Linked DNA regions of Homo sapiens: region 2 is linked to region 1. A link is a contact called in ENCODE Hi-C data. All regions are on one chromosome and are shown on one strand. The core of a region is the stretch at or near the end of the contact, and the rest is flanking DNA. Distances in the headings are between cores, read along the strand shown.

Region 1 (5,192 bases), core at 1,393-3,892:
GGGCTAATAGGAATCCCCAACACAGAACACTACCCAGCCTCTACAAGGTCCATGTGTGAACCAAGAGGCACCAAAGGGTGGGCTGGGGGCACTGTTGCTTGGGCACAGGACGGACGGCAGGTAGAAAGAGCAGGTCAGGAGCCAGGGAGCCCGGGCAGCTCCGACACCCGGATGTCCCCCATCCGACTCAGCAGGCAGGGCCCTGCCTTCCTCCGGTGGCACATGGCTGCCAGCCTCCCCTTCCAGACGAGATCCGGTGATCCCCTGTCCACCCCCGGGGCCTCTGCTGAGGCTGGCACGCTGGTGCTGGCACCGGAAAGCGACATTCCAGAGTCCCCCCCCAATTCCCTGCCAAACCTGGATTCTTGGCAGAGCAGGAGAGCAGGGGCTTCTGGGAGATGCTCAAGGCAGGAGTGTGGGGAGAGGGCTGTGGCTGGGGAGGATTGTGGGTGGGACCAGAGCGGGCACACCTGCCCGCAGGACGTAGGAGGGACCAGGGAAGGGACAGGGCAGACCGCCCCCACCCCCCAGGAACTAGGCATCTCTGGGCTGCCCCACCCCAACAGAAGCCTGGATGGGGCGACAGCACAGCCTCCAGACTGGGGGGAGCTAGGCCGAGGACAGCATCTCAGACGTGGTGTTCCTAAAAAGATACATCCTTCTCAGGTGGTCAGGTACCCCTCACTCCCTCCGGTCGAAGGTTTTCCAGGCAGAGCTCTGACTCACTGTGTGACCTTGGGCAAGACACATGCCCTCTCTGGGCCTCAGAGACTCATGACAGGGCTGAAACAGGCAAATCTTGAAGGCGCCTTCGAGCAAACGACTTAGGACACTTGGTTTTTATTGTTCCAAGATCTTGTGACTTTAGCCTCCTCCCTGGCCTCCCCTGTCCCATCTCTACACAGCGGCAACGGCTCTTTGTAAAACTGAGTCAGGGGGCTCCCCTGCTCAGCACCCTGGGGGAGGGAGTGCCTCTGGCTTCGTCCCCCTGCCCCTGTGCCTGCCCCGTCCCCTGCCTCCAGTGCACGGGCCCCTCCTGGACAACTTTCTTCTCTCCTGGGGCATCTGCCACTCACCCCTCCTCTGGCCCCACCCAGATCTTTCAATAGTTCTTTCTGGTCATCCAAGGCTCAGCTCAAATGTCAGAGAGGCCTTCCCTGACCCGTTTCCTAAACTTGTACCCTTCACCCACCCAGGGTTTGTGATCACATTTCTCTGATTTATTTGCTTTATAACATTTTCTCACAACCGGGGTCTTCTTGTTCATTTACTATTTACTTGCCGATTGTCCTTTTTGCCTCTGGACTGTCAACTCTGAGAGGGCAGGGACGCGTCTCCGGTACCCAGCTCTCGGCAGGCTCTCTCAGTCTTTCTGAATGAGTGACTCTGACACTGTGCGTTTCTCAGAACAAGCCCGAACTCCTGGTCCCTCAGCTCGAGATTCCTCCCTGGGGGCTCACTGCTCCCTCCCTCCGTGGCCTCCCCCATCCCAGGCTGGTGGCATGTTCCTGGGTCCTCAGCGCTGGGACAGGGTTGCCTCAGGCCCTGACCATGGGGCCCAGCAGCCCGGGGGCCTGGCAAGGCAGCACAGGGTGGGAAGGAGGGAAGGCCCATGTCCCCTGGTCCCCATGAAACCCCGTTCCCCAAGAGCAGGAGAGCAGTCCTGGGCCTGGAAACCCCCTTGGTCTGGCTGCTGGGGCAGGCAGTTCCGGGGTGACCTCATCGCCTTGAAAGGAGGGCAGCAGGGGCAGGAAACGGAGGACACATCAGAGAGACTAAATTTAGAGCGTTTGATTCAGCCCGGGCGGGACAATATTCCTGGAGTCCCCATTGTTTGTGAGGGGCCAGAGGGCAGGCTGCCCGTTGAATGCTGGGTCTGAGCCATGCCAAGCTGTCTGGGCATGCAGGGGTCGCGGGCGGTGGGTGCGGTGAACCCCCCACCTGGAGAGAAAGCTGGGCCAAGGGTCAGGGCAGATGAGGTGGGGTGCGAGCTCTGGGGGTGCTGCCCTTCTGATAAGGCCAAAGGTGTAGAGGGCGATGCCTCAAAGAGGAAGAGGGGTCTTTGCTCTCCTGATAACACGCCCTCTGCAGCGTGCCCCTCATAATAGCCAGGACAGGCGTTATCCTCCCCCTCCTCTGCCATTGCCCAGGCAGGGGTCTGAGGTTCGGCTGGGAGACTAAGTTGCTGAAGGCCACGTGGAGGATAATGCCCCAGCTCCCAGCCCAGGTCAGCAGCACCAGCTGTGCCCCCCGCCCTTTGTCCTACGACCAGGACAGGCCCTGCCCCCACACATCGCCCTGCTGCCCCCCACCAGGCCTAGCAGCTGCGGGTGGACAGGAGAGGGTGACTTGCCCTGCACAGACTCCAGAACCCATTGCCATGGCAACCTGGGGTCCAGGCTTGTGATGCTCTGGAGATGAGCCCGGAGCCGAGGACGTGGGTGAGGATGCAGGGGCGCTGGCTTTTGCCCCCTGGCCTGCGAGCACCAGAGATGGGCCAGCAGCCCGGCCAAGCTGCCTGGGCTGGTCACACTGGCTTGGCCGGAGGTCTTCCAGGGTGTCCTGTTTCTGTGCCCACGCTTCAGGCCACACTGCAGCGGGCGCCAGAGGAGGCTGCAGATTGTCCTGGATTCAGGGCCACCCTGGTGGGTGAAGGCTCTGCAGTCCCTGTGCTCAGGACCCTCCTGCTCCTGTCCAAGCCCCCTTCCTCCCTTCCCGCAAGTCCCACTGAGGCTCAGGGAACCCCTTGGGCCATCTGCCCTGGAAATGGGGAGAGGGGACTGGAAGTTCCAGTGGGCTGGTTCTGTCCACCACTGTGTGTCAGGCACAGGCAAAGGCCCCAGGGATGTTCAGAGCTCACCCCCGCCCTCCTTTCCTCTCTCCAGCTGCAGGAGGACCTGGGGAAGGAAGGCAGCCCCCACCCCGTGTATGCCAGATGAGTAAACCAAGGGTCTGAGCTGGGAAGAGGCCTGCCTGGGACCAGGCACAGGGCAGCAGCTTCACCCATCAGCCTGGGCCCTGCCCACTGCAGTCCCGGCCCCTCGCGGTCGCTCCCTGCAGCCCACTGCCCTGCCGGGGCGGCGGCCCGGGCGCTCGCTGCTCCTGTTGATTTCACGTCATGACTCATGTTATCATGTTCTCAGGAGCTGAGTAACCACCTGGGTTATTTATACCCTGGCTTGGCAGGCTTCCTTCCCTCCTCCCAGAACTCGGGCAGGGAGGACGGGGTGGGGGTGGGGAGGAACCTGGGAGGGGGACGTGGACTAGAAGAAGGCAGCTGAGCACCCCCACGTCCCCTCCCCTGGGGCACCACCCCCGTAAGGCACCCCAAAATAACCATGCCTATTTCAGCATAACAGGATGGGCCTGCCTCGATGGCATGGACCTATAGGTGTTATGATGGTCTGGGGAGGGGGGAGTTCCTTTCCCGAGCGAGTCACCCGTCTGGAAAAATAAAGAAGGAAAAAGCTGAAAAATTTTCCTTCCATCAAAACAGGAAGGAGCTGGGGAGGGGGATGGACAGGGAGATGAGGCTTGGAGGCTGAGGTGCATCCTCCCCTCCCCCACTGGTGGTCTTTAGGGAAGGGAAGCCCCGGCGCCTGGGGTCTCTAGCCTGCTCGGCTGGGGCCGGCGCCCTGGGTGTCTCCCGAGTGGGACATTGCTGGCTGCCAGGGGGTGTTTTCATCCTCCCTTCCTCCCGGGCCAGTGTACATTGGTTTACACCCACAATGCCTGTGTGCACGCAGGCCCCCCAGTCGCCCTTCACACCGCATCACACAGGCACGCTCACCCTCCCTGCACGCCCCCACCAGATCCCACATGGGAAAATATCTCACTCACACTGGTGGGTGGGATGGGGGGATCTGTCTTTCTGGCTTAATTCATTCTTCCCTCCCTTTGAGCACTTTCCTGGGAGTGCTGTGACTTCAGTTCAAACCCAGCTCCACCTCTAACCAACAGGGTGATGTTAGAGAAGTCACTTTCCCTCTCTGAGCCTCAGTTTTCCCATCTGTAAGAGGGGTATGATCCTTCCCATGCCGCTTGCTTCCCTTTGAGGCAGATTGTGCGACTGAATGAGGTTTGTGCCTCAGGTGCCTCAGCCAAGTGGGAGGAAGGTAACCACAGCTCCCATGTATGGAGTGCTCCGTTTGTGCCAACCCCCTTCATTCATTTGCTAGCTTAACCCCATTACCAAATGGGACAGGTTCCAGAATCACACTCACCCAGGGTCCCACAGCTGGGAGGGGGCGTGGTGAGCACTGTCGTTATCCAAGGAAGAACAGGGAGGTCCCCTGGTGCCCCAAGGGGGAAGGGGCAGAGGAAAGCCCATCCTCCATGGAACACCCCTTCCACCTGGGACCATCGATGATAACTCTGTGGCTTCAGCAGGGACGTGCCCCATGGCCAGAGCACATCTGTGCCCGGGGAGCACGTACTATGCCCATGGCTGCGGTGGTTCCTATTAAGACTCTTAGTCACTCATGCCGGCTGCCCTCTGTTTGCTTATTGACTTATATAACCACGGCCCCAGGGTGTTTATACAGTCGTCTGGGTCTTTCCGACTGTCTACCTGCCTGCCTGCTTTGGCCTGTAAGCCCCCCCTAGGGCAGGGGGCTCCAGAGAGGTGAGCTGGTGGTGGAATGGCCAATTCTTCCCGAGGATAACTCCGGAGGCGTGCCATGCACGTCCGCACACACTCCCCACAATCAGATCGTGTCTGGATACCCATTCTACAGACGACGACACCGAGGCTGCGGACGTTGTTCCTCCAGGCCCAGGACTCAGTTTTCATGCCTGTAAAATGGGGATAACGTATTTTTCTCTCCCTGGATTGTTGGGTGGTTCAGTGAGTTAATGTATGAGTTTGAAACATATAAAATCACAGTGTTTAACTTTTTAAAAAGTACTTTTTTTTAGTACAGTTTTCAATTCACGGCAGCAGTGAGAGGAAGGCACAGAGATAGCCCATGGGAATCTATGGGTGAGTGAGGGTGAGGCCCCAGTGAACTGGGCGGGTGTGTTTTCATCTTTGCCTGCCTGGCAGATGGGTAGAGAAGTGCAGGGCAGGGATGTTGGCACTGAGCTGCCTGGGTTCAAGTCCTGGCTCTGCCCTCAGCCATCCCTGACTTTGGCAGAGCTGTTGTGGACCTTGGTTTCCCCATTTGTGAAATGGGGGTGGCAAGAGCTCCTCT
Region 2 (5,466 bases), core at 396-2,895, 190 kb before region 1:
CTGCTTACACACGTCCTGTGATGTGGCGCTCACTCTCTCACTCTATTATGTGACCACTTTGGCTGTTAGATACCCTAGAACCCGCTGCCTGGAACTGGGCAGAGCAAGCCAGCTTCTTCATTGGCACGGCGGTCCTCCAGACATTTGGCAAGGGTCCCTCCACCACTTCTCCTCCCAGGTTTTTTTTTTTTTTTTTTTTTTTTTGAGACGGAGTCTCACTCTGTCACCTAGGCCGGAGTGTGGTGGCTCGAACTTGGCTCACTGCAACCTCTGCCTCTCGGATTCAAGTGATTCTCCTTCCTCAGCCTCCCAAGTAGCTGGGACTACAGGCATGTGCCTCCACACCCAGCTAATTTTTTTTGTATTTTTAGTAGAGACAGGGTTTCACCATATTGGTCAGGCTGGTCTTGAACTCCTGACCTCGTTATCTGCCTGCCTTGGCCTCCCAAAGTGCTGGGATTACAGGTGTGAGCCACCGCGCCCGGCCTCCTCCCAGGTTCTTTAGCGCCTCCTCCTATGACATGGTTTCCAGACCTTTCCATCCCAGTTACTCTCCATTTGCCCTCCCCCGACATGTCCTGACTTGCATAGATGCACACAAAGGGTCTCTCACCTGCCTTGGCTGCCCTGCGCTCCGTTAACACGGCCTGCATCTGCGGCGAGAGCTCTGGCCACCACACACACTTCCTGCCAGTTGCTCTGCGAAGTGCAATGAACTGCAACTAGAAAGCTCAGGGGCTCAAACAAATTCAGGTTTAAAACAACCTCAGCCACACTATGGTATAGAAAAGGGAAGGAATAGGAGGCGGAGCACAGGCACTAGCGGAGCAGGTGCAGTTCGGGCTCCGGAAAGAGCACGGGGATGATAACCACAGAAGCAAACCCACATCACTGACCACGGGCTGGCATCATCCTGCATTGTCACGCCAGGCCGTGATGTTGGGCATGGCAGCTAACAAGACAGACCTGGGCTACCTGGGCCCAACTCCGAGATTCACTGACTCACTGTGTGACCTCAGGCAACTTGTTTGCCCTCTCTGTGCCTTCATTTCCTCATCTGTAAAGTGAGGAATGTCATAACAGACCCCGCCTGACAGGGCTGTTGGGAGGCTTGCATGAGTTGCTAGATGCAAAGTGCTTAGAACGGGGCCTGGCACAGAGCAATCGTGTCTGCCCTTCCTTTCTCCCCATTTTTCAGATAAGGAAACAGGCATGAAGCAGTGAAGTTAACTTTCCCAAGATCAGGCAGCTAATGAGTGGCAGCACCTGTGCTGGGAGGCCACTGAAAGGTTCACGAGGCCTCTAGGGGTTGGAGGAGAGGAAAGATCCACCCTGGTTTCCCCCCTGCTACCCTCAGTGAACATCACTGTCTGGGGACATTTGCTGCACTCCAGAGTCTGTGAGGCCGAGGCGGGGCCAGGGAGCGGCTGCTGTGTGGCGCCCTCCGCCTTTCGGAAACCCCAGGCAGGGCCAAGTGTTATCACCTGCAGGAGGAGCAGGCCCAGCTCATTCCCGGGAAAACACCCTCAGGGACGGGGACAGAGCCGGGGCCTCTGGAGGAAATGGCCTTTGGTTACGCTGGGGCCTGTCCAGAGCCCGCTTATCCTCCTCTACTCACCCCCAGCTGGGCCTCGAGCCTCCTGGGCCTCTTCTGCAAGCATGGGGATCACCATACACTCTGCTGCCCTGCCCCACTGGAGGCTGCCAGCAGTTAAGGACGGCTCTGAGGCTTGGGGTCCTTGGGTGGGAGATGTCTGCCAAGATGGCTGCAGGGTCCCCTCCCTCCCCGGCCCTGGCAGCATGTCCACCATTTTCCCCTCCCTGCAACCTGGGCAGGCCTGTGACTTGCTTTGCCCACTAGGATGAGGAAATGTCCAGGCTAGGCCTCAAGTGGCCTTGCAATGTCCTTTTCCTCCAGCTTGGAGGTCAGCAGCTATGGAGGGAAATCCAGGGGGAGAGCGGCCCTGGACCACACAGGGAAGAGAGGGGCCGCCTCCCCCAGCTGTTCCAGCCACCCCTGCCAGGCGTTGGGCCTGGGAGGGAGGCCAGGGGGCCGCCCCAGCCAACACCGCAGAGACAGTGACATGGCAGGCGGACCAGGCACAAGGCCTGCTCCCACCGGAGGTCTGGGTGAGTTACATCGCCTTTCCTAGATTTGGATCCCCCCAAAGAGGGACAGTAAAAGCACCAGCATGGTCTGGAGTGATGGTGCAGGATGAGCGAGCCTTGTGAGTGGTGCTTGTGACACTGGCCCAGGGGCTGTGTCGGAGAAACACCAGCCGTTTTCACTACTATTAGAGGCTTGGAGACGGCTGAATCCAGGCAGACCCTCCCCGGCTGGACAAAGTCTCCAGGGAACGGAGCAGCAGGATTCTAACAAGGGCTGCTGCTGTGGGGACACTTACTGTGGCCATGTCTCAGCATGAACCACATCACTTTTGAGCCTTCCACCGTCTCATGAGGGGTATGACGTAGCCCCCACTGACTGCAGCTGGCAGGAGAGAGACTGTTTCTAAATCAGGTCGGGATGAAAGTCACTCCTTCCTCACAGGGCCAACCCTCCAGCTCCTAGGAGGATTCAGGGCCCTGGTGATTCCTGCAGTGTTCTTGCCACCAAGCTCATCCTACAGGTGGACAAGCTGATGCTCAGAACTGGAAAGTGACTCGTCCAAGATCACACTGTGCTGCCATGCAATGTGATGGCCATGTGGAGCTGGTGGCCTGGTCCAGGCTGGCCAGGCTAGGACCAGACTCACAGCTCACAGCAGTCCTGACAAGGCTAGAGGGTCTGGAGCCATGGCCCTGAAGGCACAGAGAAGGCGCCCCGTGGATCCCTTCTCAGATTCCTCCTGTTATCCCCCTGGCGCGTGTTGCTGCTGGCTGTCAGAGGACGCGCTTAGGTTTCCTTGTTTGTTGTCTGTCTCTCCACTGGGCAGGGCCTTTCTTTGGTTCCCAATCAGAGCTGAGCGCACACTAAGTGCTCGATGCATATTCGCTGGAGGAATGATTGGATGTCGCTGGTCTGAGATGGATCAGATGGGGCCAGACTGGCAGTGGGGAGAGCTGGCAGAGGCGCTGGGAAACAGGGGAGGTAATGGTGGCTGGGGTGGAGATGGGAGGCTGGAAAGAGGAGATGAGACCTGCAGGACCAGGTGTTGTCTGGGATGTGGCATGGGGAGGGAGTTGTGGGGCTGACTCCCAGAGGTCTGATGGGGAAGGCTGCCCCTAGACTGCCCGCCCCGACAGCTGGGCTCAGAGGCTGGGTTCCAGGCGTGACATCACTAGGCAGAGGCCCTCAGCACCCTTCAGGCCCGGACTCGTGCCTCACCCTGAGATACGCCCATCCCCACCCCATCTCCTATTCCTCAAACTCTTGATCCCACTTCTGGGCCCAGGATGCCTGGGCCTCTTCCTGGAAGACTTCCCTGATTCTCCTGCTGCTTCTGCACCCTGCCCCCCAGTGATTTCTCCTTCTGCTAGCTCTTCATTCATTCATTCACTCACTTCATTACTCACTCAGGAAACAATTTCAAGACTGGCCCTATGTCCCCACGGAGACACAGAGATGACCCTGCTCCAAGGGAGACAGATTCAGAAGCCAAACCATGGCATGACTCAAATCCTAATGCTCTTAGAAAGAAAAAAATTCTCATGGATTCTGGGGTTGTCGTCAGTCATTTTTATCACAGTGTTTCTTAAATATGCGCAGACACCGAGCTAGGTGTAAAGCTCTTGTGTTTATGTTTGCCTCCAACATTAAAAACAAAGCAATGCTGGGAACGGTGGCTCATGCCTGTGATCCCAGCACTTTGGGAGGCCAAGGCGGGAGGATCACTTGAGGCCAGGAGTTCCAGATCAGCCTGGCTAACAAGGCGAAACCTTGTCTCTACTAAAAAATACAAAAATTAGCCTGCCTTGGTGGCGGGCGCCTGTAATCCCAGGTACTCAGGAGGCTGGGGCATGAGAATCGCTTGAACCTAGGAGACAAAGGTTGCAGTGAGCCTGAATCGTGCCACTGCACTCCAGCCAGGGCAACAGAGTGAGACTCTGTTTCAAAAAACAAAACCAAACCAAAGCAAATTTGCAAAATGAATATAAAAAAACATAGAGCCAATAAAAAATCAAATTAACAACAGGAAGAAATCTTGCTGGCTCTCACCACAGACAGGGCAGTCAGCAATCGAGGTGCCCAATGAGGGGCTGATTCTCTGGGGCCGGGTGGCTTTGACCAGTGTGGAGGCCAAGCAAGGCCTTGCTCCTCCCTGCAGGATCCTCTGTTCACGCCTACCCAGCCTGGGAGGCCTGGCTGAGGCAGTGCCTGGACGACACCTGGCCAAAGTCTCCCCGCATCTTTTCTCATTAGCTCCAGTGACTATGAAGTCTCAATGCCCTGGTCAGCACAAATCCACTGGGTAGCCAAACTTTAAAAAAGAAAAATGTGGTAAAATCTACGTAACACAAAATTTACCACTTTAACCAGTTTTTAGCACACAGTGTGGTGGCATTAGGTACATTCACCTTGTATGGTACCATCACCACCGTCCATCTCCAGAATGCTTTTTTTTTGAGACAGAGTCTCGCTCTGTCGCCCAGGGTGGAGTGCAGTGGCATGATCTCGGCTCGCTGCAACCTCTGCCTCCCGGGTTCAAACGATTCTTGTGCCTCAGCCACCTGAGTAGCTCAGATTACAGGTGTAAGCCACCATGCCCGACTAATTTTTGTATTTTTAGTAGAGACAGGGTTTTGCCATGTTGGCCAGACTGGTCTGGAACTCCTGACCTCAGGTGATCCACTCACCTTGGCTTTCCAAAGCACTGGGATTACAGGCGTGAGCCACCAAGCCAGCCTGGCCCAGCAGGATTTTCATCTTGCAAAACTGAAACTCTGCACCCATTAAATATTAACTCCCCATTCCCCTGCCCCCCAGCATCTGTCAATCCCATTCTACTTTCTGTCTCTGAATTTGACTACCATAAGTGCCTCGTCTGAGTGAGACCGTATAGTATTTGTCCTTTTGTGACTGCCTCATTTTACTTAGCATAATGTGCTTAAGATTCATCTACATTGTAGCATGTGTCAGAATTTCTTTTTTTTTTAAGGCTGAATAATATTTCATTGTATGGATAGAACGCATTTTGTTTATCCATGGACATCTCATCCATTGATGAGTTGCCTCCACCTTTTGGCTGATGTATACAATATTGCTACCAACATTGCCACACGAGCATCTGAGACTTTGCTTTCAGTTCTTCTGGGTGTATACACAGAAGTGGAATTACTGAGTCGTATGGTAATTCAATGTTTAATTCAGAACTAATGTTTAATCTTTTTTTTTTTTTTTTTTTTTTTTGAGACAGGGTCTCGCTCTGTTCCGCAGGCTGGAGTGCAGTGGCATGATCTTGGCTCACTGAAATCTCCACCTCCTGGGCTCAAGTGATCCTCCCACCTCAGCCTCCAGAGTAGCTA

Evidence for each region. Hi-C counts contacts between places; a loop is a spot of excess contacts on that map. Pooled maps may share reads with other maps.
Region 2: a pooled map shows a loop between it and region 1 (2.4-fold over the local background). The contact joins two enhancer-like sites. A Hi-C loop is called at or near these places in 6 of 37 single-sample maps with no recorded cell type and 3 of 50 pooled maps.

The regions. Positions count from the first base shown.
Region 1 is chr22:39,251,566-39,256,757 of GRCh38, reverse strand. No RefSeq gene overlaps it. Among named protein-coding and RNA genes, the nearest start is that of PDGFB, 9.2 kb to the right of the region's middle. RefSeq lists enhancers at 1,052-1,830, 1,614-1,863, 1,620-1,914, 1,831-2,609 and a silencer at 3,085-3,134. Within about 2 kb of position 2,642, at least 22 of the 41 ENCODE cell types and tissues checked have a DNase peak (open chromatin) inside an H3K27ac peak, as active enhancers do.
Region 2 is chr22:39,442,445-39,447,910 of GRCh38, reverse strand. No RefSeq gene overlaps it. Among named protein-coding and RNA genes, the nearest start is that of MGAT3, 12 kb to the left of the region's middle. RefSeq lists a silencer at 61-252 and enhancers at 477-666, 897-946. Within about 2 kb of position 1,645, at least 9 of the 41 ENCODE cell types and tissues checked have a DNase peak (open chromatin) inside an H3K27ac peak, as active enhancers do.